Linked DNA regions of Homo sapiens: regions 1, 3 and 4 are each linked to region 2. A link is a loop called in an ENCODE intact Hi-C map of the cell type or tissue named here. Cell type or tissue: endothelial cell of umbilical vein. All regions are shown on one strand. Each heading gives the region's core, and the rest is flanking DNA. Links, peaks and the distances in the headings are about the cores only.

Region 1 (6,073 bases), core at 350-5,349, 860 kb after region 2:
TGAGGAACAGTGATCAGCGGACCCTTCTTACATTCATCCGATTTCCAAGCCTTGATGTGACATATGAAATAAGAAGAAAGTGACAACAAAAATCAATGTGTCTAAATAGTCTTGCTTCGAAATATACCTGTCACTGGCTTAACTCAGAAATTGGGTGGGATATTAGATCTGATATCTTTGTTGTTGTTGTTGTTGTTATCTTGGCTTCAGAATTTATTTTAGTACCTGAGGAGAAAAAAAGACAAAGCCTCTTCTTAATTGTGCACGGGAGAGAAGTCCACTTACTAAAAATAATTCACAATTTTAAACAAATAAAATTATCAATGACTGCCCATTCTTGCATTGGGCCTTTATTCTCTTCCATGTCAACATGCTTCTGATGAAAACGAGTTCTGCTACATCTTAGTGGAGTCATGAGGTTTGAGAATTATTCACTAAAAACAAATCTCTAGGAAGTTAACATATTTTAAGTTAAAAAGTATAATATATTAGAAATTATGCCTCTATGAATCTAACAGTTTTACAATTGGAATTTAGAGACAGGAGATAAGTATTAAACTAAATTTTGAGCATATTTTTCTTCTATTACATTCCCTATATAAATATGTATAAAAGCATACATTTCTATAAGCTGTCTTATCAATTATTTTCCTATTTTGCATAACACTTGTTGTCACTGAGACTTTAAATAGAAAATATATAATGCAAAGTTTAAGTAGTCCTCAGAAAGAAAATGCCTTGCTTCACAGTCTGAGGAAAGAATTTAGGTTTTCAATCTGTAGATTGTGAAATTTAAAAACTACTTAAACACTTTACTGAAGAAAAGACTCCCTTTTAATAAAAAAGTCACCACATCAAGAAAAATTAGCAATCTTAAACATGCGATCTTTTATGAGTCTCTTTTGAAAAATATACAACTTGCCAAAAAAAATTACAAAGATGATTGTCTATGTTTAAACAAAGCAGTAAAGGCCATTCAACCTCCCATTCACACATAAATGCATTTTCTTTTCAAAGGATATTTACCCTTTAAGGGGACATTTTTAACCTTGTGACACCATAAAATTCCATGCATGCAAAGTTATTTGTTTTTATTTTTCTGACATTCATTCTTGACCAGATATTTTCCATGGGCTTTCTCATGTTACTCAACTAGAGGCATAATTTTAATAGTTTATTTTAATACCTTGATTAATAGGAGCAATCTGTTTAAAAATAGTATTAGTGTTGGCATTTCGTAATGAATTGCAGAAGCTGAGCAGACATGCTCTTTTGTGCCTTTTTCAATTTCCTTTGAAAATGTGTTGAACTCCTCAGTATTTGTTCAAACCTACCAAGTTTTAACATGAACTAAGCATTAAATGGATTTGGAATCTGAGAAGGGTGTTCGCCTACAATGTAGCGATATGGGGAGAAAAGGTTTGGGTTGAGACCGGCGACTTTCAGAATTATAAGTGCTGGCAAGTAAGAACCACAGCCCGGCAATTTTGGAGGCCCCCAGCATAGCCACTGCTGCTAACCAACCAATTTTAAAAGACCAAAGACTAGGTTTTCTCCCAAAGTGACAGTAGTTGCAAATTTGCCATCTAACTCACAGTGGCACTAGCCCAATCGAGGCAATTTCCTGAGAACTTATGATAATATGTCCCTGTTACACAAGACCTAAAAGATTTTTAATGGCCTGTTCCTACAAAACTAAAATAAAAATGGCTGGCCTGTACAATAAAATATTTCACTGGAAATGAAACATAAACAAATGCACTAGTACTCCATTTTGAAAAGAACTTTGTAAACTTATTGTTTAAAATTATGAAATATGTTCAAATTTACAACAATAAAACTCTAGGAAAAACAGTGATGCAAATGTTTAACATGAGATTCATACAATTTGCTTTACCCTATCTTGTAAATAGCTAGACCGATAGCATCTAAATACCAAGGATGAAAAAGAAAAGGTATATGTGTGTTTTTTGTGGGGGTGGTGGGGGGCGATGTACATCCTAGAACAAGGACATCTCAGAGGCTTTGGAAATCTGAAAGAATGCATTCACTCTTCAACAATCCAATGACAATTAATATTTGTGAAATATAGTCTTGAAAGCAATTTTGTTCATTGTTTTTGTGAAACTGACAGAATAACTTATTCTAAGTCATGTTCTAAGTGGCACTTATAAAAAACACTGAGACGTGGCACTGTTTGTGACATATTGAGGGTCAATTGTGTGAAGAACCAAGGCAACAAACCCATCAAAAAGCAGTAAATGGAGGTCTTTGTCTTTAAGTTATGAAGAATGTGTATGTATTTGATCCTGCCAGCCAGCAGTCCTGCAGCTTTCTGGGCATAAGACAGATGGCAGTGCAACCAAGCTAGAATTCAGACCTTCCTTCTTTCCCTCTGGGTCTAACTCCTATTATCCACTTGTAAATTAACCTGTCAATTTATCAATCAACACCATCTTGATTCTCCCGTTCCACAGCCCAGCCTTGCAGTGAATTTGCCTCGTAAATAACTGGGAGCCCCGTGTTTGTTAGTATTGTGAATGAGTTTATTATCACTTTGATGGCTGCTATGAATCACAAATGCTGCTGAGAGGCTGATAAGAAAAAAGTACATGCACACATTAACAGGGTTGAAACTATTTTAGAGATAAAAGATGGAGTAACTGTGATAGCAAATCATTTAAATTGAAAAAAATGACTAAAAATTGTGTGTGTGTGTGTGTGTGTGTGTGTGTGTGTGTGTGTGTGTGTTGGACAACCCCCTACTTATAGTCAAAGAGAGAGAGAAATGAATCAACTTTCTTGTGTACTGTTCAAAAAAAGTATCTGCAAGACGACATTAGTAGGCAGTAATAGCTCTTGGGTCTTGCAGGATAACTGTTTTATTTAATAGTTTAGGTTCAAACTTCAGGAAACACCCCGCTCTGTTCTAACAGACCAGTTGGCCAGGTTTACGTGTAGGTGTTGCATGGGAACTTGAAAAAGAAGGGAAAAAAATCCAAATTGTATACTTTATTAGAATAATATACGAAAGTATAGCAATATCTATTAAGTTAAATGAGGCAGTTTGATAAGCTTAACACATTAATAAACAATTAACATTAAAGTGCTAATTAAATTCTTTCCCCTGTGTCAGTGAAATAGTTATGTATTTGACATGTAAAATTAAATTTAAGTGATTTTTAAGTTAGAAATTCTTCAACAAATGCTGCACATATGAAAAATTTACCTTTAATTACAAAATTATATGTTGTCTTCAGTTTCCAATGTCAGATTTTTCTCAGCATGATTATTCTTTTACATTTTAAAATATCATATGAATACAAATCAGCGTTTTTAAAGAATACATAGCATTACATTCTGAGGATTAGGACCCATGCTATTAACTCAGAATTACTTTGAAGGATTACTTTAAATATACTATATTTAGGACTACTTTAAAACTATATGTTTAATCAGGTACGTATTTTTCATTTAAAGCAACGTTCACAGTTTGTAGTGAGTAAATATAAAAATAAGACTTAACTTTTCAGGTTCTGGCACATATGTTTTTCTTTAAAAATTGCATTCTATATTCCATTAACTGGGTATTTCATTTTTAATCACAATTGAGATATTTCTTTCAATATTTTCAACTTAATGTACGTAAGTCTTTTGTTGGAAAAGTGTCTGTAAATGAATCCTAAATACAAGCAATCACATTATTTATTAAAGAAAATAGAAAGTTACATGTAATATACTTATGATGTCTTTTCAATATGCAAAATATATATCATTTGTAGGTGATTTTAAAACAAAAAAAAATTCCTGATAGTGTTATTTAAGCAGATCATCATGAAAAATATTGCAAGGCATGACATACGGTTAAAGTTCTCAAACTTGTAAGTCAGAAATAAACTATTAGTTGTCACATGGGAAATACTTTGGCACAATTAAGACACTGCATTAAAAGGGAATATTCCCTGAACATTATTATACCCAATATGTCAACAGTAGAAATGTGATAAAAAATGAAACTATTTGTTAGAATGCAATTTAGAAAACCTGATAGGTTGTCCATTTTATTCAGTTTATAATTAAGATAGTGTTTAAATCTGAAATGAATTCTATATATGCATGTTCAATAGACTATAGCACAACAATAAGAATGGAATCACATCTCATTTTATCGTAAATTGTGTAATAAGCGATAAGGTAAAAACTAGGGCTAAAATCCTTCCAGCAAAAATGAAACAGAGCGACCTCAATTGCCCTAATTCATTCTGCTTTTTTCCTTTTTTTTTTTTTTTTTAAGTCTCTTCATTTTCCCTCTGTTCACGTTATTAGCTTACACATGAGTGCGTTATTAGAAAATAACAAAGCCAAACAGGGGGACTTCGAAGGAGCGGGAGATAGGTTCCTTCTACAGCTGAAAGGTATTCTCATTTCATTTGTTAGGAGTTGCAAAAATAGTTTTATAGCCAGGGAGGGACAATGACCTTTCTCTTTCAACAAGCTTGGTGGTTGGTCTTTTGATGGAAAAACTAGGGGATACAACATCTGGTAATTTGTGTTACTGAGCTTAGCTGAGGTCTTAACGATGTAAGCAGATTATTCTTGAAGAAGAACAAAAAAAATTCCGGAAGACTCAATGGACTATTTAAAGTTATTAAGCAGTGCATTCTAGCACTTCAGATCTCTTTTCTGATTCATTTTCCCTTTAATGCTATGCCTTCGAAGCAATTTTTTTTTTTAGGTCTCCCTCCTTCCAATTCCAGTTGACTTTTTTGGTGGTCCACAGCTGTTTTGTCATTCATACCGGCCTCCTTTTTTCCATCACAGCAGAAATGATTACTTTGCTGATTAAATTTTCTCCTTCAGAACTTTAGGAAGCTCTCCTTCACCCCCGGGAGTCATTGCGAGACCAGAAGGGTCAAGCAACACCAAATAGCAACAGCCAAGCCTCCGCAATTTTAAAGAAAGAAAAAAAAATGTGAACAGGAGCAATGCGTGAAGAAAATGACCCACCCTGTCCAGGATTCTAGGCAAAAAAATAAATGAAAGATGGTACTAAGCAGTTGCTGTGGAATCCTTTCCCCACATGCATCATATTAAAATCACATCTAAAGTTTGTGTTTCTTACTCTGATATAAATGGTGTGGGGTTCATTTTGTATATTTACTTTGCCCCAGTAAGAAAAAAGAGACCCAAATGAGATGCATCCTGCAAAGCTCGGAAATATTCTTAGCACTCTTTTTAAAGAAAAAAAGAAATATTCTATATTGAAGTAAGTCAGTAAATAAACATTAACTTGAATATTCAAGTTTATCTGACTTAACTCTGGCAAAAAAAAAAAAAAAGATATTGCTGTAACTTTAAGTTTTATCTGAAAGTCTAAGCAAGTCAAAATACAGAACACAGAAGGAGCCTCATAGACTGTAGCCCACCTGGAAAGCAGGGGTTCTGGTCTGCATCAGGTCTGCCTCCCAGACAGAGAGCTCGCATGTGCACACAGACTGGCTCTTTGATTAGCACATTGCTTTACAGTTATGAAATGAAGGAAGCAATAACATTACACACCAATTTCAATCTCTCCCGTGCCTACAATTCTTCTGGATGGCAGGACATTATCTTAGATCACTATTTCTTCAAGTCAAAGGGCTTCACAGAGAGCAAAGTATATTACCTTAAAAGAGAAAGAGAAAGTGAAAGAGAATGAGAGAGAAGAAAAAAAAAATAAAGCCCACAAACATTCTGACGAAGGATTCCTTTTGGAAACGAACACCAAACAATTTTCCATCTTAGGGTAGCTACATAATAAAAAATATGGTTCACATGATTTCTGTCAACATTTAGACAAACCATTGTATGTTGATTCATTGCATATTTAATATTAAGTATAATTTCCCATGTTACAATATTTTCCCACGTGACTTCTGAACTTTCTGGAATTGCCGGGAACAGGAGAGGTCTGTGCCACATAAAAAGTAATTCCAGCCCAGATTATTTTTGAAGAATGCAATATACTAGATATATTTGAATTTTATATAATATTTATATTATATTACCTTCAGTATTGCTTTGCTACATTTTA
Region 2 (6,073 bases), core at 765-5,764:
TGCTACTTGAATTCCTATTAATCTAAGTTAATTCTTTTGAAACCTTAAATATTGTGGCATCTTAGTGTCATGGTAATCTATTTTTTTCTCTTATAGATGAGGACATAGAAAGATGAACTTAAAGCTGAAAAGTGAACTTAAAGCTGGAAAAAATGAAGCAATCTCAGCTATGATAGCTGTAATAGAAAAATGGAGTTTTCCTCAGTTTTTCTTCCTCAGAATAAATGGGATGATCCTGATGGCTGTTTAAGTGGAGAGGATTTGTTTGGTAAGCACTTCAGGATGAAGATGCATACTTTAATAGATTCCCAGATGAGGAAGCACCTATATCTATGCTTTCCATCTGCTACTTCTTTGGGAAAAAATGGAAGACAGAAATAGCAAAACTTGTAGTCGCTCCAAATACATCCTCAGATAGAGCACAAAATATAATAGACAAAAGCCCTACTAAACCAAGTTTATGTTTAATGAAAGCAAGGGCATAAAAGAAATACATAATGTCTAAAGTAGATACATCAAGAAATAGCAGTACCTGTGCAAACAACATCTTTAGAGATTATAGAAGTAACTGCTGAAAGGGAAAAATCAATGGAGTTAAGAGTTCTAGGGAAAAACCGGGTGTGGTAAAGCAGGAAGCTCAGGTCTTTCTTTCTTAAAATGTGTTTTCATTTATAATTCTATAACATGAAATATGGATTTCAAAACAAAACTTCAATGAAAGAGAATGAGAGATAGAGCAAGAGTAAGAGAGAGAAAGAGAGAGGCTCGGAAAGGTGAATGAATGAGCCTAGGAGTTTGGAGGAACTTGGATGAAGGGGGAAGAAGTAGTACAGTATAAGGAGAACAATGACCTATTACTTGGTTTCATTAGTGCAGGCTCATGATAGGAGACTGAAGCAGGAGAGAGGGGCATATAGCAGAAAACATGGAAACTTCCACCTGCTGTTTCCATTGCATTTTTGCAAGTCTTCCTGTGTGTCAGGTATGGCTGCTGGTGCTGGCCTTGGAGGATCTGCATTGGCTGCGGTCTGCAGTTAGGTCCAGACTGCCAGTCCCAGCGCCTTAGAGACCTCTGGAAATCAGGCGAGGAGACCAGCCGTCTGAGAGAGCTCCACTCTCTGGCTGCCCCTGCCAGAGTGCCCAAATAAGGTATTTTTTGAAATCAGCCTTCATTAGTGCCTGTTTCTCTTATTTCTGGTTCCCATCTATTTTATAACTTTGTTATAAAAATGTGCTGTTCCAGGCCCTAACATTTAGCCAGAGGTTGGAAGTCTTAGCTGGTTCTTATGACATGTATCAGAAGAGGATTGTTTTACTTGTTAGGTGACTTTTGGGTTTTCCTACATCAATGGACTTTTTAAACCATTGAATTTTGTTTTTAGTATTTAAAAACTCATTTATTTTAACGAAATATTGAAATTTTGGTGAATGTTCAATTTGTCTTTTTTTCCTAGTGGGAGAGATATTGACCCCTTTCTCAATGAGCTGTTCTGGATTAAGCAAAAGCTGTCAATATTGGTCCAATTTTCAGGAGTTAAAAATGAGTTATTTGATCCCAGTACATACAGGGTTTTATTAAAACTAAATAACTCTGACCTAAACATCTTCATTCTGGGTTGTGCCAAGGAACAGAAAACGTGGACTGTATACCGGAGCTGTGTCAGTCTGTGCCAGTCCCAGGATGCGCTGAGACAGGCTCAGGGACATGGTGTCACCTGCTTGATGCCTTCACGGCAAAGGGTGGAGCCAGCAGCAGACAGAGGTCCTGGCTCAGCTCAGTGGCTCCAAAAGTTGCTGCAGAGCTTGGGCGGAAGACGCAGGCTCTTTCTCTTCTCTTCTGCTTCCACCTTCTCTTTGATTCAGAATGTGGCTTCCTCCTCAATAGGAAGAATGTCTCTTAGGAGAAGATCTGAAGCCAAGATGGGGGCAGTGGGAAGGGACATTTTGCAAGAGGATTCCTAATTGTCCAAAAGCACTGAGACTCCTGCTAAGATGATGTCCTCTGGGAGCTGAGGGTCCTGCTGGAGGAGAGGATCTCCTTTGCCTACGTGAAGAGCAGAAAGGGCAGAAGATGAGCTTCAGTTGCAAATGACAATTGATTGAATGATTGTATTATTAGAACTGATACTTGTTTCGTGGTTATTTATGTCATAGATTTAATTTGTATCATATATTTGTACTAATTATTTTTATTGATGATAATCATAGGAAGAGCTGTCACATCAAGGTTTTGTCATGTGCTAGGCACTGCACAAAGCACTTGAATGACATCCTTGAAACTTTTCCCATACTGATCATACTGGAGGATGTCCAGAGAAATACAGAAAAGTGGTTTGGAGGGGAGTAGCTGATGGTAAGTTAAATAAATAATAATAAAATTAGCCAGACGTGGTGGTGCATGCCTGTGGTCTCAGCCACTTCGGAGGCTGAGGTGGGAAGATTGCTTGGACCTGAGAGGTCAAGGCTTCAGTGAGCTGTGATCCTGCCACTGCACTCCACCCTGAGCAACAGAGTGAGACTCTGTCTGAAAAATAAATAACTACACAAATAATATTGATCAATAACAGATACAAGACCACTATGAAATTGGAAAAGATAGCAGAATTAGGATACAAATGTATGACAGGCTGGAACCATGAACCATCACCAATAAGAATATATCTTAGATCACTGAATGAATGTATGGATATTTTCTTAGTTTCAAAAATACAACTGCATATGTCTATTAGGGGAGCATAGCTTAGCAGCCAGTAGCACAGATAGAAAGATCTAGGAGATTTCCTGAGTGCAAGTTATTACATGGTGTGTATAGCTGCCAAAATATTGACTGTGACCTTTGGTTGCATTGACAAAGGTAGAGCATGCAAAGGGAGGTGCTCTATCTATTCTGCGGAGTATTTTCTTTCAGATGCAGCATTTAATGAGAAAAGTATGTGAAAGAGTTTGTTCAGAGGACAGCTATCTGGCTTTTGATGGGACTTCAAACCACATCAGATGTGGAGCTAATAAAGAAAGGTAGGCTGCTTAGATTGAAGAAGGGACTGAGCGAATGAGAGGGAGAGAGAAACAGAAACAGAGAGAGAGAGAGAGAGAGAGAGAGACAGTGTGTGTGTGTGTGTGTGTGTGTGTGTGTGTTGGGTGGGTGGGTGGGAAGAGATAGGAAGGGCTTGAGCATTGCCCTCCGAATTCTGAAGAGTTTAAGAGAAAATCAGCATCCTCTTTATACCAGTGGAGGCCAAGGCAAAGCCCAGGAGGTGGTATTTACAGGTAGATCGAGTTCGGTTCAGATTAGGGAAGTATTTTCAAACATTTGGAACAACTGCCAGAGTAATGAGTTGTTCCAGTAGAGCTTTCAAAGTGTTTTCTTTTGAAAATTCCTTAATTTTATAAATTTAAACCTGTACCTTTAAATCATAATATTTGAGCAATGGTCAGTAGATGGCGGTAGGATACCATAGATTTTACCAGTGGCAGCTGGACTTTCACCCTTCAATATGCTGGAAGTAGATGATTTTTTTCTAATTATTATTGGAAGGTGTATCCTAATCTATTGTTCAGAGAGAAATTGCTGATTTGAAAAACAGGAAATAATACTTCCTAATTAAATAGACGATAATGAGTAACAAATACTTTTATGTTGCCTGAATGCTACCATGCTGTTTCTTTATTGGCCTCTAGAAATTTGTGGTAGGAAGTGTGTGTGTGTGTGTGTGTGTGTGTGTGTGTGTGTGTGTGTGTAAATGAAAGGTCTGGTTTGTTTTAAATAATTCCAAAATGTGATATACTAATTTTGTGTAAAATTTTAAAAATACATGACTGAATTGAATAGAAAATATTTCTATGAAGCATTGCATTGAAAAATCTTATTTTCTTCTTTATACTAGCACCTTTTTGTACTTAGACATTATGAATTTTAAAATAAAAGTGTGCATTCTTCATAAATGCGCTGAATTAATTATTTTTTCCTAGTAGTTTGTAAAATAAAGTTTGTTCAGGAATGGTCAGCTTGGGAGATTTTTATCTGTGTGAGATTTTTCTCTCCCTTTGAATTTTTTGGGGAATTTTGTAATAGAGGAAGGGCCTGTATTTTTAGACACACAAGCCTTAATAAATATTCTTTAAAAGTGGATGTATGTCCAAAACATGTGGAAAATAAAACATGTTGATGTTTAATTTGGAAAGAGGAAGATAATGCTGATGCCACCCCTTCCCCACTTTTTTTTGTTTTTCAGAAAGTGTAGCATGATATTCTTGTGTGTTAGGTTCTTAAGTATCTAGCATAGCAACACCTTTTTCCCATCTAACTCTGAGCAGCGTATTTAGGCTGGCTGCCTGTCTAAAAAGTTGTTTGTGGAGAGCAGTTAGTCACAAAAGCACATGTGGGTCCCTTATTCCTCTTCAATTCTAAGCAGTGAATATACCCCGGGCTTCCAGGGAGACAAATTGTTTTAATTTGCTAACATTTTGGGACTCTCCAGGACTGTGAGAAGCTAATTTCCAAGTTTTGGGACACCCCTGATAGAAGCTTAGGCAGACATTTTCTAAGATTATCTCTGAGACAAAAAAAACAGGCAAAATATCAATTTCTGCACGAGTCTCATGCAAACCATACAGTCCATTCAAGCACGTTCTTTTTCCCATTCATTTTCTCTCCCTCTTTCTCTCTCTTTCTCGCTCTCGTTTTTATTTCAATTGATGGGATCCATGAACAGAGTTGTACTCCCCTATGGAGTGAATGGAAGCTGGGAGATCAACGCCCTATCACAGAAAGGCTGTGTGACCCTCGCCAGGTCCCTGGGCTTTCTGAATCTCTGCTTAGTCATCAACAAATTTGCTCTTCTGCTGATGGAAATTTGGCCAAGAATTATGAAACGAATGTCTGAAAATTTTTCTTGTTACTCCCATAACAAAAAGCTCTATGTAAAAAGAAAGTAACGTGCTGGTATCTAGAACTATCAAAGAATTTCTTCTTTAGCTAGTAAAATAATCATAACTAATGGTCATCTATGAATTTTCCCTACAAAATCTTTATATCACCCTTTAAAGGAAAAACTCAGACAGGACTAAATGTTCTTTTTTATTTTAGCAAATAACGCTAATGTTCTTTTTCTATTTTATATACATATGTACACACACACACACAGGCCGCAAGCACACACAGACACATATATTATTCTTCCTATATGTGTAGAAACAACGTATAAAAATATGTTGTACATTTTTTTCTTGCTTCAGTGTTTCTGCATGGGTTAAAAATGTAACAAAGTAAAATTTAAGCTCTTTCATGCAAGCATTAGTTCTTTAATATATAAATTTTTATCAGTTAAGTACTGCTTTAAGGAATACTTTTTCTTGCTTTCTTTTTTTTAAAATTGAATATTATTTAATGAGAGGCTGGAATCATATGTACTTCTTTAATGAACATGTAATGTAAAACTTTTAGAGACTTGCTTTAAATAAGAAACTTGCTAAGATATCTGAACAGTTGTATACTGATTTCTAGATTATCAAATTGAAACTCAAAGGTACGTTGCGTTTTTTTAAAAAAATCTCTTGATGTGACAGAATTTGTCAGTAAGCAAATATTATGCTCATAAAACAATTTTTTGGAGAGTATCATGATAGAAGTATTGCACAGCACACAAGTTGTTCAACTTGAACTCATAAAACATCATATTATTTACTTGTCTTTTCCTTTGAAAAATAGTTAATTATTGAAGCACTGAGAACATTTTACATTCCTGGCTTGTGGTTGCGTCTTGCAAACGTGAGACTAATGAGAGCAAGTTCTCACCCCAACTCTGAACTTGCTGACTTATCTGATTTAAAATCCGAGCATTTGAACATTGGTGAGTTATTTTAAATAATGATTCTATTTTGTTGTTGCTGCTGTTTCATGAAGAGTGATTTTTTTTTTTTAATTCAACAAAGACAATGCCTTGGATCTGATGTAGGAGAAAAAGGAGTGATGGGTCTGGCAGACATCTATGGCATGTATATTTATTTAACGGTTTGCTATAATGCTTATTATTAATGATGACAATCATGAACTTGCATGCATTGTTTATTTTGT
Region 3 (6,073 bases), core at 454-5,453, 250 kb after region 2:
AGTTTAAAATTTTTACTTTCTATCAAAAGTTGAATGACACATAGGAAATTTAGGGATACAAGCTTCATCTTTTCAATCAAAACTCAGATTTATGTAGGACATTAGAAGATTGGAACTTGCTACCAATGAAGAATTAAAAATAAAATTTTATAATATACCATTATTTGCTTCAGTATGAATAAAAGAAAATAAAAGAATTTTCTGAGCTTGCTTTAAAATCTCCTCTTCTAGTCTCATAACATACTGTAAGATTGCTTTCTCTCCTTTGAGTATTGTTAGAAAAAAAACTTGGAAACAATTCAGGTATACATTATCAACCACAGGTAGGGCTGCCACAATTCAATATAGATTACATGAGTTAACAAGCAAAAGCAAGCAAATTTTTCACAATTATGATTTACACATGGACATATATGAGTATTGGTTCAAAATATACTTATAAGCATTCAATATGGGGATTAGCTATTTTCTTTAGTTTTTTTTTAATTTTTGATTACAGAACAACAGAAAATTATGAGTACAATAAAGATTTTCTCTGTATATTGTCTGTACTTATATTTTCAGTGACTAAAGCCATTCAAATTCTTTTGTTTTCCATTATTTTATCCTGAGTATAGTAATTAAAGTATAATTTTATATCTGCCAAATCTAACAATAAACTTGAACTCCATTTGTAGCTCCCATTTTTCATTTATTTTTAATTATGTTTTACACAAATATCAATCTGAGGTAAATTGGGGGAGAAGCTACTACTTTACTATAAAATATTTAAGAAGCAGTGCCTTCAGTAGTGAGTAATTTAAGGTTCTCAAGCCAAGGAGTCACATGGTTAGAAATATACTCGAACAGTACACAAGAAGATGGATTGATGGGTGTCCATAAAATCATGTAATAGCAACAGAATGAGTTAGTAGTAAAGGCCAGCTGGCCTAGAATTATAAGTCAGAAATAATACTAAGGAAATGTTTGCAATGACGTTGTGGTAAAGGGAAGGGAATCTAAGGTCTTGGGTGCTAAGAAGACTTCAAGGCAATTACAGGAGGAGAGACTATCACGAGATTTTGAATATTTTCAGCTGGAAGTTTTGTTGTTGCAATGAATGACTAGAGGAGGATTAGATTAGTAAAGAGAAAAAGACTCCATCATACAATATTCACTCAACAAATATTTGAGTGCCTATGGAGTACTAGACACAGTTCTAGAAACCAGGGGGAGAACAGTGCACCAAAAACTTCAAAGTCCTTGCCCTCATAGAGCTTATATTCTAGCTGCAGAAAGATAGACAATAAATAGTAATTAAATAAGTTGCTAAATGTAGAATACGGCAGATAGTGATCAGTGCAAAGTTAAAAAGCCAAGCATAGTAAGAGAGATTCGCAGTGTTGACATAGGGACTGGAGTGATTATTAGTGTTTTAGAGGGTGATCAAGGAAGCCCTCACTAAGCTTTTTCTTGGGCAGAGACTGGGGGAAAGTGAGAGAATGGGTAGTGAAGCTATTCGAGGGAAGAATGCAAAATACCTGAGGCAGAAGTTAGTTGGGAGGGAGGAGGGATAGCATTAGGAGATATACCTAATGTAAATGGCGAGTTAATGGGTGCAGCACACCAACATGGCACATGTATACATATGTAACAAACCTGCACGTTGTGCACATGTACCCTAGAACTTAAAGTATAATTTAAAAAATGTAAAAAAAAAAAAAGAGAAAAATAGCCAGGAATCTAGTTTCAGGGTATTGAGCAGAGGCAAGAGATGTAGGTAGGAGATGATGTCAGAGTCATGGGTCAGGCCACCCGGGCCCCTGGAGAATAATATAAGAATTTTGATGTTTGTTCTATGTGACAGGGGGTACACTTGGAATATATCAAGAGGAAAAATGACATGAATTAGACGGTGATGTTTTAAAAGGATCACAGTGACGTTATACTTATAAACTGTGGAAGCAGGGCAAGACTGAAAGAAGGCAATCCAGTTTTGAAATTATTGCAATAATCCAAGCAAGAAATGATAAGAAGTTTGTTGCTAAATGACAGTAGAGAGAAGAAGAAGTATTTGAATTCAGTATATATTCTGAAAATGGAGACATTGGATAGAGTGATGAGAGAAGTTTTCCCTGGCAAGGTGACATTAACCTGAGAATGAAATACAAGAAGAAAAAAAAAGGGGGTGGAAGAAGGCGGGAGAGCATTCCTGTCAGAGGAAGGATTCAGCACACAGTCCATGGGATAGAAACAAGCTTGGTTTATTTCCGACCAGAGAGAAGGCCATGAGCTAGAATGCAGTGTGCTGTAGGGAGAATAATATGTGAAGTCAGAGAAGGCAGGACCCCATAGGGTAGAGTATGTTTGGATGTGGAAGACTTTGGGATGTGTTCCTAGATTGTAAGCAGATGAATGACCTAAATTTAGCTTTATTTTTAAATGAACTTTCTGAACACTATGAAGAACTAACCATAGAGGTGGAAGACAAAGTAGAGGTGGATTTAGTTTTCTGACGTATTGAAATTTAAGCAGATTGAGACTTCTAGTCATGTGCAGATGTTTCAAATGTGGGGGCCAGTCAAGCTAAAACCAGTTTGAAGCACGGGATACCAACAGCTATGAGTCACTGTCATTTCCCATCTATATCATGAGGCTATGACTCACCAGTGTCACAATTTCTTTTCTCTAGAATATATTTCTTCCGTAATTAGATTTTATATATGTCTGGCCTGTTTCTGATAAGAACGCCTTTCAATGATGCTTTAGGGATAGTGTTTGCTTTGGCAGGAAACAGAGTCTTTGCTAGTTAAGGACTTTTTTTGTTTTTTGTTGACTTTTACATCCATTACATGGAATTTCAGCAGCTCATAATATTCCTAATAGAAAGAAAAATCATGGCCAATTTTGAAAGCCAAAAACTTAACCTGTTTGTTGCCTCTAGGTCAAATCATTTAATTGAACAAGTAAAAGAGAATGCACTTCTGCCTGTTGGAGACACAAACTTTTATATTATTTTCCAGCACCCTACTCAGAGCAATGGAGGCTAACAGCACCGGGAGAACGATAACAGAATGAACAAGGGCCAACTTCCAACTCACATCTACATTTTTCATGTTTCAGTTTGGTTTCTGACTTAAATGTTAAGGAAGACAAAGATTTTGTTTTGAGCGATGACTACACTGGTTTTAAAAGTGGAACACTAGGATGGCCCATAAATATCCTTGAGATCAGACCATGTGGATGGTCATTTGCCTCTTCTACTTACTAATTGGAATTTTAGTAAATTAAATTTTCTTCGGAAATTTATTCTTTCTGGTCATAGTGTTAGCTAAAATACAGATAATACAACTGTTGTTAAAATGTTACTGAAAAATTAAATGTACTGATGTAGGTAAATTGGAAAGTGCTTCATTAACAGAACACTCTATAGGAAGAAAATATAATTGCTATTCATGTCAGTATTTATATCCAGATATAAGAATTTCAAAATTCATATTTTGGATTTTGTCTCTAAGTAAATAGAAATATAATATAATCAATAGTATCTTTAACAATACCATCACAGAAAATATACAGCAACATTTACAAGGCTAATCTTTATAAAAGTCTTCAACTTTAGATAGAATCTTAAAAAGAAAAACTTTAAGTAGAAATCCAATCAATGGCCTGCCATAGCCTATAAGCACAACCTTATCACAACCCTTTGTACTCTCAGAGGTATATTGGGTAAAATGCATTACTAGACTGAATGATACTTAGGAGGGAATATACTATGCTTTTGAAAAACATTTCTTGTAAACTTTACAAGAACAAGTAAAGAATAATAATTTCTATGCCTTTCAATATTTGTGATATGTTTCCCAGGAACTCATTGTGATTAAAAGGAGAATCAATTTCATAGCCTTGATCCCAAAGATCTCTTTTTTACTCTCATTCCATAATCCAGGTGATCCACGGACATGCTCAATCATATGTTCATGAATTAACAGCTAATTGACTTGATACTGGTTAGTTAAAGGAATGGTCTTCTTTTTTTTAATTTTATTATTATTATACTTTAAGTTTTAGGGTACATGTGCACAATGTGCAGGTTTGTTACATATGTATACATGTGCCATGTTGGTGTGCTGCACCCATTAACTCGTCATTTAGCAATGCTATCCCTCCCCGCTCCCTCCACCCCACAACGGTCCCCAAAGTGTGATGTTCCCCTTCCTGTGTCCATGTGTTCTCATTGTTCAATTCCCATCTCTATGAGTGAGAACATGCGGTGTTTGGTTTTTTGTAAAGGAATGGTCTTCTAACCTGTGCATACTTTCAGGGGGATAGTGCCCTTTCCAGAATTAAGGTATGTAAAACAATGATTACTGACAAGTGAGCACTCTTCTTTGCCATTTGCAGAGCCAGGCTACCCAGCACTGATTTTTGTGTGTGCATGTGTGCAATTCTTTGTCCATTTCTAAGTCTTGTAGATCAGATCTTTCACATCTTACATGAGAATTCTAAAGAGAAAAATGCAGATTTTTCAAGATCTCTGATGGGTTTACTTTAGAGCGGGGAAAATGGCAGCTTATGTGTACATGCCAAAGTTCCCAGAGTCCTGATTGTTACTGAGGGCCTAGTATGAGTCACGTCCTGTACCAGGCCCTGGAAATTAAAACAAAACAAAGCTAGGTGAATAAGCCATAAATCCTCTGAGGACAGTGCCTGTCTATGGACACACATGGACAACTTTAATTTATTTTCTAAGTGCTCAGGTAACTGTTGTAGGAGTGAGTTTAATTCTTGCACTGGGTATTTTGCAGTCTGAATGATAATAATGGAAATAATGACAAACATTTATTAAGTGGTAACTATGGGTAAATGGCCAGTATATTATTTCTAATCCCTAGAATAGTTCTAAAGAGCAGGTGTTGTTATCCAATTTCCATTATCCTCCCTTTAAAAAGCAGAGGATCAGAGAGGTGTAGCAACTTGCTCAAGGATATATGACTAGTAAGTTTCTGAGTCAACATTCATACCCAGATCTAGCTTCAAAGGCTATCTATCTATTTTCTTTGCTGGTTCTCTAAATACCATACAATCTATTATTATAAAATATCGTCTAGGAATTAGGTAGTCTGGGTGGGTCTTGCATGGTATAGTAGTTAATACAAGGCAATTAATGTAGAAGAAAAATATTTTCCTTTATATGCTTAAATAAGTTTGCATTAAAACATCATCTTATTTTTTACACATCATGGAACAGAACCATCATACTGTTCCTATTGTACAGAAGCAGAAAGGGCTAAAAAGATGAAATGCCCTGCGTAAGGACATACAACTAGAAATTTGCAGACCTGTGGCTGAGATCTGCTCTGCACATCCCAGTGTCACTTCCCCTGTGTGGTTCTGAGCTAGCACAATAGGGATCAAAGAGGAACTTGCTGAGCTGCAGAAGCAGAAGTCAAGTGGTGGCTGTTGTTCTCAGATGGTTGTCTCAATCAACCTGGAGATGAAGAGAGAAAAGTCACCCACTGGGTATGAATCCAGCTTTCCTCTCTCTCCTCCACTTCATATCCAACTCATCTTCTTGACTACTGGCTTTGTGGCCCAACTGCAACCATAGGCCCACCAGTAGATGTTTTACCATAAGCCTGCAGAGGCAGTAGCTACACAGAGACCACAACTTCTATGTAACCCTTTTGTGAACTCCCTCTTCATGGTTCCAGTTGGATACTAGACATGCTTGAAGTCTCATATTTCTCTTTAAGCTTTAATCTTTCATTCATGCCAGCAATTCAGGAAAATTTGTTAGTGACTCTCTGGTCTTTGACTATCCCTTCTAGAGCTTCATTTTTCTATGTCTGCATTTGTGTAAGGTCTAGTTTCTATAACACATCTCTTATTCTCCTAAAACTCATAGTGGCTCTACTATCTTGAGGGGACCATGACTAATGCAGTAATTGTTCCAAGAAGAACCTTAAAGTTGGAGTTGGTTCTCTGATCTGACTAGACGTAGGAGCATTGAAGACCTGATGTCACTGATAAACAGGACACTGGTAGTCCCTGGCATGCATTGGCAAAACATTCTTTAGATTATCATCTATAG
Region 4 (6,073 bases), core at 425-5,424, 1.2 Mb after region 2:
CAAGGTTTTGACAGTAACTGCTTTGCAAGCAGTTTACTAAAAAAAATAGAATTATCTTTTTTGTGCATATTTCTGAACCATTCCTTGGTGACCTTAAAACAGATTGCTTTAAATAGAACGTTTTAAATAAGTTTACATATAACAAAAAATCCACTTTTTCAACTAAATAGCTTATAGATTTATTTCACCTAAATAGAGTTCAGATTGCATGGTGGGACCTAGTGTCATTCGTTCTATATTTTTCCAAGGAAACCCTTGATTCTAATGGCATCCAGGAGGCCCTCAGTGTATGCTGCCTATTCTTACAACGACAAAAGCTTTCTCTACAGTTTGGGGTATAATTTCTTCTTGAAAGATAAATTTTTAAATATTCCATTCTTTTTGGGGTGGGGGGGAATTTAACTTTGCTTCTTTGGTTGGCTCACTCCACTTGGTTCTGTAAATTCACCCTGGCACTGCTTCTAGGATAGCATGACCACAGACATACGCAACCTGTTTTCACTTCCCATATTTCACTGTAAGGAGTCCTGCGTTGACCAGGGCTCCGCATTTTGCCTTTAATCTTACCATTTTGCTTTTTAAGAGTTCTCACTGTTTTGCACTGGAAATTTACCCTACCTCCAGGATCAACATATATCCTTCTGCTCACTCAGGACAAAAGCATGAGAAGCCTGATATTTCAACTAGAAAAGTCAAAACAGTTTGTAGATTTTTTAGAATGCTTTTTCTGCACCTCTGATGTTGTTCTGAAAAGACAAAATCCAATTTAAATTTGTACCAAGAAATAAGTAGAATAGATTCGTAACTTCCTCCACCTCCACCCGAAACAGCTGCAAACTGGTCTGTGGATGAATGTTTTAGACTATAGATTCAAAGTTTTCAATTAGAAACAATTTCATGGGATTCTTATTATGTAGACCATGATGTTATCTTTGCCTGGATAGAGGCTAATGTTTTGCTCTTTAACAATTTTTTTGCTTTTCCTTGGTGCTTCGCAGACCTTCAACATGGGAATACGTATGCCAAAAAAGGTTCCCCAGAACAGAAGGTGGCCTAATTATTAAAAGGAAGGGCCTTCCTGTGTGTGGTGATCTATTTGTGTGTAAGATTCTACAACTGTGAAGGGCCTCATGTACCATAGAAGGAAAAAAGAGATGGGAAAAAAAGGGGGGGTATCAAAGTCCTCAGTGGAGATACATCAGAGAGATTACATAAGAAGGGAAGCATAGTTTTAGAGCCCCCAGAATTCTTGACCAAAGAAGTAGTCCAAGGTCTACATCAAAAGAAAGTAGTGTCTGTGTCATCATAGCCTTCGCTGTGATCTTTTGCCCTCAGTCTCAGAGTAATCAAAAGTCATGCTTAAAAAAAAAAAAAAAAAAAAAAAAGGCTATCTCTTTAAAATTAGATCATCGCTCTGTATTAACATGCAGAATGAGTTGTCAATTGACCAAGCAACAAATGTACTTCCTCATATCCTCATTTTCACTTCTATCTATGAATATTTTAAAACCCTAATGTGCGCTTGGCCATTTGGGTTTTAAGAGAAGACTTATCACAGGGGTAAAACCCTTCATTTTTATCCCTTAGCTGAGGGCTTCTTTTTCCCTTTTCCAGGGTGTCATTAAAAATCTGATGCCAAGAGCTGGGACTTGGCAAGGTTTGCAATATAATTTGCAATCTGCAGTGTTTGCTGGCTAGCCCCCACCGCCCCCCCCCCTTTATTTTATTTTTTTCCCCTTACCAGCCTGCCTGCTAGAGTCAATAGGGGGCATCGCTCATCTGTCTAAAAGAAAAATAGCAGCATACTAATTAGAATTCTATTTGCCAGAAGCCTCGGAGTTGCTGTGCTTATAGATTTCAAGCTTCTTTTGTTTGAATTAAATTGCCAACTTTTTTTTCTTCCTTCTTTGCAGTAGCATGAGAGAGCGGGTGCCTTATTTGATTGAAGGGGGGTAGCGGGGAAGGTTGCATGCGGGAAGAGTCCTAGCTATGGAAATGCTGAGGAAATGTCAGGGTTGTGTTTTAAAATGCCTGGTATGCTTTTCAGGGGCTGACTCCTGTCTTTTGCAGAGTTGTTTTGGGGGAACTGGTGGGAAGGTGGAGAAGTTCAAAGGGTGGAGGCTAGCTCAGCAGCAGAGGCCCCCGGCCTGATGCTGAAATTCTGGGGGCGAGCTGACACACTTGCCCCGCAAAGCCAGATTGTTCATGCTCAGATAAAAACCCTGGGCTGGGATCACAAAGCTGGTTCATAATGGAACACGCAGTCTCTCTAGCTCTGTTGAATATTCCTCTCATGGGTAGGTAGATGAAACTGGCAAGACCAAGATGCAAAGAAAGGACCATCTTCAATAGTAACCTGTTTTTATGACCCTTTAATAAACTTCTCGTGGTCTCTTTTTAAAATGTCAAAAAGTTTCCCATGAAGAATGTGAAGGCAATACTCACGTTCTCTTTCAAAAATTACACACAGCAGAAAATGTGGGGTTCCAGAAAAGTACCAAAATGTTTCGGTGAGGAGCATAAAATGATTCAACATAATCCCATTGTCAGGAATTGCCACGTAAGTCCCAGTGTATCCCTCAATCCGATAAAGGCCTGGAACTAACCAAATGGAAGGCTAGACCTATGATTCCAACCCCACAGATACTTAGCAATTTGGCTCTCAACTAAGCTAATATAAAGGCTCACAGCAGCTCATTATTAAGTTAATTATCCTTTGAAACCCAAGAAACAAGAAACATAGACCCTACTGGATATTTAAGGACTTGGCAATGAAATTTGCAGTCCAAATGCAATTGTCTATAAAATAATGAGATATATTATATGTGAATGTGTAAAGACAACGTTGTATTATATATTATAAAATTGCATTGACCGATACAACATGGAGACTGGGGGTCCTAGTTTTAAGTAATTTTCTTAGGAGGGAAATATGTTGTTACAAAGCATTCCAGTGCCAGGACCAGTGTCTATGGTGAAAAATTGTTCATTTTTACATTTGCACCATAGACATTGAGGCTGGCACTGGAGTGCTGCATCCACCCCCATCTTCCAAAGAAATATGTCTCCTCCTGCATGTTTAAAGAGCGTGATCTCCTGGCAAAGTGTGAAAACCCCATGAGTTTTGTAAAAATGAACCGTAACCTCTACTGTTAGTGCCAACTTCTTAGCTACTTAGTGTATTTCTGTTTTTCTTTGTTAGACCATCCAATTCAAGAGAAAGGGATAAGATCTTATATTGGTGGACCTGTGAATTACATGGGAGACAGTTCAAAGGTAATTATCTTGAAGAAATTTGCTGACCAGAATATCTGCCTGAGCTCAAAATGCTTACAGATGTTAGAAACACATTCCTTAAGATTGACAAATTTTAATTGGAGTAGTTTTGGGGTCTGGGTCTTGCCCAAGCAAGAACTTACTTTGTACATGTCTCTCAAGAAGCAAACATTTTCAGATGTTTAGAAATGATTACATCCTGTACTTCAAATAGACATTTTTTTGTTACACATTTATTTTTTTCTCCCTCTATACACTCGTTTAAATTTCTTAATAGCACTCAAAGCTGGAAAGCAAAATACTGATGCTTACAGTATCGTGAAAAGCCTAGAGCCAACTCCACTCACATCTTCTTGAATTACTTTTCCAATTCTAAGACTCTAAGCATCCAGTTCTCCTTTATCTGTTCTTGTTATAAAAAGTGGCAGGAGGCAGAGTGGCAGAATGACCCACAAGATGGCACCTGTCACCAGGGGATTTTTCCTGCATTCTGTAGGCCAAATTTTGTTTGAACTCACTGTGGCCTCTGTCATATCCTCAATTTCCCTCCACTCTTGGCCCTACCTCTTAATCCCCTTGGTGCAGGCTGAGGCTGTTTACCCGGCTCCTGAAACCTTTTCCTTTGAGAAGCCAAAGTCAAACTTTAATTTGAAATCTGGGCTCAGAATGAAGCAGCAGAAACCGTGACCAGGTATTGGATATTGGGGTGCCATAGCAGCCTTCTTGTGCTTAGAGCCAGTGATGGAAAAGATTGCTTTTTTAAGACTGATTTTCCCTGTGGCATTACCCCCGACCCTAGGCCTCAAGATAAGGAAGCTGATTGCAACACTAATGAAACTATAGGATTTTGGTTTCTTTTAAGGCAAATGCATGACAAATGGATGAAATAAAAGCGTCTTGAAATGAGCCTGCTGCTTTTAACCATGGCTGGAATTAGGCATATATCTATGCATATTACATCCAAGTTCTTCATTTGCAAAGGAGTCAAAAATCTAATACAGGAAAAGGATAATGCTTTTGAAGAAACAACAGGTTTTTAATAAATAACTTTTCTCACACAACACAAGTACACAAATAATTTTATGATGTGTTTGGCAAATTAGAAATAGTTTCTGTTTCTCCAGCCACTAAAACTGTGTGATTTGGAGGAATCTGAATATCCAGGGATTCGTTCAGCAAGTGATTAGATGTCAGTGTATTAAGTCAGTCAGTGTGTGCGAAAGACTCTGTAACTGTGTTGGCCAAAGGTTAGTTTTATTATCAGAACCATGAGACGTCTTTAAATGTTAAAACCATTAACTTATTAACACAAGGATGAGGAGGAATATTACTTTATCAATATCTTTGAAATAAACTCAATTCGAATAACAGAATTTTTGTTTCATATTAATTAAATAGACTATTCGAAATAATTAAAAGCCAGGCTGGAAAAGGGGGCACAGTGCAGGCAGGAGCTGGTGGGGAGGCCACTCGTTCACACTGGAGCAGTGGCTGCATCTTATTCTGGTGGTGTCCAGGGAAACTGACAACTTCTCTGCACCAGCAGCCTGACACCTCTGCCTCTTTCGGTACCCCTGCCTCGCCAAGGCAGAGAAGGCGATAGAGGAAGTCTGCCACTGGCAGGGCACAGTGACCCATTGTGTGACAAGCCCCCGCCTCTTCCCTCAGCCCCTCAGGCGGGCAGGGGCTGTGGCTGTCCACAGTCCCACTGAGTTCTCTCTGCGTTTCAGCAATGGCGCCAAAAAGGGTCTTGAAGCATTGTAATTAAACTCATCTACAGCTGCTGTAATGAAACACATCGGAGAAACGCATTGCATGTCAAGGACAGCTAACGTTTGTGCTTCTTTCATAATCTTTTTTTTAATCATTGTCGTTTTCTGTGTTTCCTGTGTGAATACCATTACTTCTGCTTCTTTTAACTACCTTCCTGCTCACTTGGGAGTCATTTTTAAGGTCAGCCAGTATACATTAATCCTGCCTCCAGTAAAAATTTACTCCTCACGATAGAAAAGACAGGCCTATACAATAACACATGAAAAAGTCATTCATTATTTATTTTTAAAAAGCAAAAGGAATAGGCTGCCTTTTTGCCCATTACACAAGTGCTATATGAACACTGCAGAGTGTGTGTGTATGTGTGTGTGTTTATTACAGAAATACTATCCCCTATATCTCATTGCTTTTCTCATTATTTTAGGCTTTCCCCAAAAGAGGAATAAACAATAACATTTTCACAGCACTCAAATGGAATACCATTGATATCTTTCCTTTAAATTTGTCACCCATTTGCTTCTAGTGTTTGATGCTCTGCCTCTCCCGACAGATAAGTCATGTCTTTTTTTCCCTGAGAGACTGAACCACGCAAAGAAAGGGAGGGGCCGTAGCAGGAAAAGGAGCAAGAAGGAGAAGCTGAGATCTTTACTGTATGTGCATTTATCTGTCTCTAAGTAGGACTTGAATATAATTCGGTGAGACACTCCTCTCCCTTTTGAGCTGGGCACAAAAACAAGCTCATGAAATCAAACAAGAGGGCAAGAGCTTATCTTCCCCCAACAAATTTATCAAGAGAGAGTTTGTGGTGGGCTTATGAAACTGTCATGGAGGGACAAGGTAGAGATCAAATGTACTGTTGAGTAAGGAAACGAAGCACAAACTTTGCCCAGAGCTTGGGGACAATGATGCTCAAAGATTAACCCACCCTCTCAATTAACACCTCACATGAAAATCCCTGCAAGGTCATGGGATCTGTGCTTCGGTGCGGTCAATCAGCGCCGCCCGCCTCCATACAAACTGAGAT

Evidence for each region. Peaks named below come from ENCODE experiments on the same cell type or tissue, not always from the same donor. Only the 100,000 strongest peaks of a DNase experiment are listed, where the experiment ranks them.
Region 1: it touches region 2 in a loop (4-fold over the local background); 3 of 110 quality-filtered maps call a loop at or near these places.
Region 3: it touches region 2 in a loop (2.9-fold over the local background); 2 of 110 quality-filtered maps call a loop at or near these places.
Region 4: it touches region 2 in a loop (2.9-fold over the local background); 2 of 110 quality-filtered maps call a loop at or near these places.

What each region holds. Positions count from the first base shown.
Region 1 is chr15:96,889,780-96,895,852 of GRCh38, reverse strand. No RefSeq gene overlaps it. Among named protein-coding and RNA genes, the nearest start is that of SPATA8, 110 kb to the right of the region's middle. In endothelial cell of umbilical vein, for the core only: a CTCF peak has its summit at 2,332; DNase peaks (open chromatin) are centred at 2,512 and 4,532; H3K27ac peaks cover 308 bases.
Region 2 is chr15:97,752,685-97,758,757 of GRCh38, reverse strand. All of the region lies in intron 1 of LINC00923 (long intergenic non-protein coding RNA 923), which reads left to right. Among named protein-coding and RNA genes, the nearest start is that of LINC00923, 120 kb to the left of the region's middle. In endothelial cell of umbilical vein, for the core only: no CTCF peak of the experiment used is centred there; a DNase peak (open chromatin) is centred at 3,457; H3K27me3 peaks cover 411 bases.
Region 3 is chr15:97,500,815-97,506,887 of GRCh38, reverse strand. The region is part of intron 2 of LINC02254 (long intergenic non-protein coding RNA 2254); the gene reads left to right. Among named protein-coding and RNA genes, the nearest start is that of LINC02254, 18 kb to the left of the region's middle. In endothelial cell of umbilical vein, for the core only: no CTCF peak of the experiment used is centred there; DNase peaks (open chromatin) are centred at 2,727 and 4,607; H3K27ac peaks cover 3,359 bases.
Region 4 is chr15:96,581,535-96,587,607 of GRCh38, reverse strand. No RefSeq gene overlaps it. Among named protein-coding and RNA genes, the nearest start is that of SPATA8-AS1, 200 kb to the left of the region's middle. RefSeq lists an enhancer at 544-2,784. In endothelial cell of umbilical vein, for the core only: no CTCF peak of the experiment used is centred there; no DNase peak of the experiment used is centred there.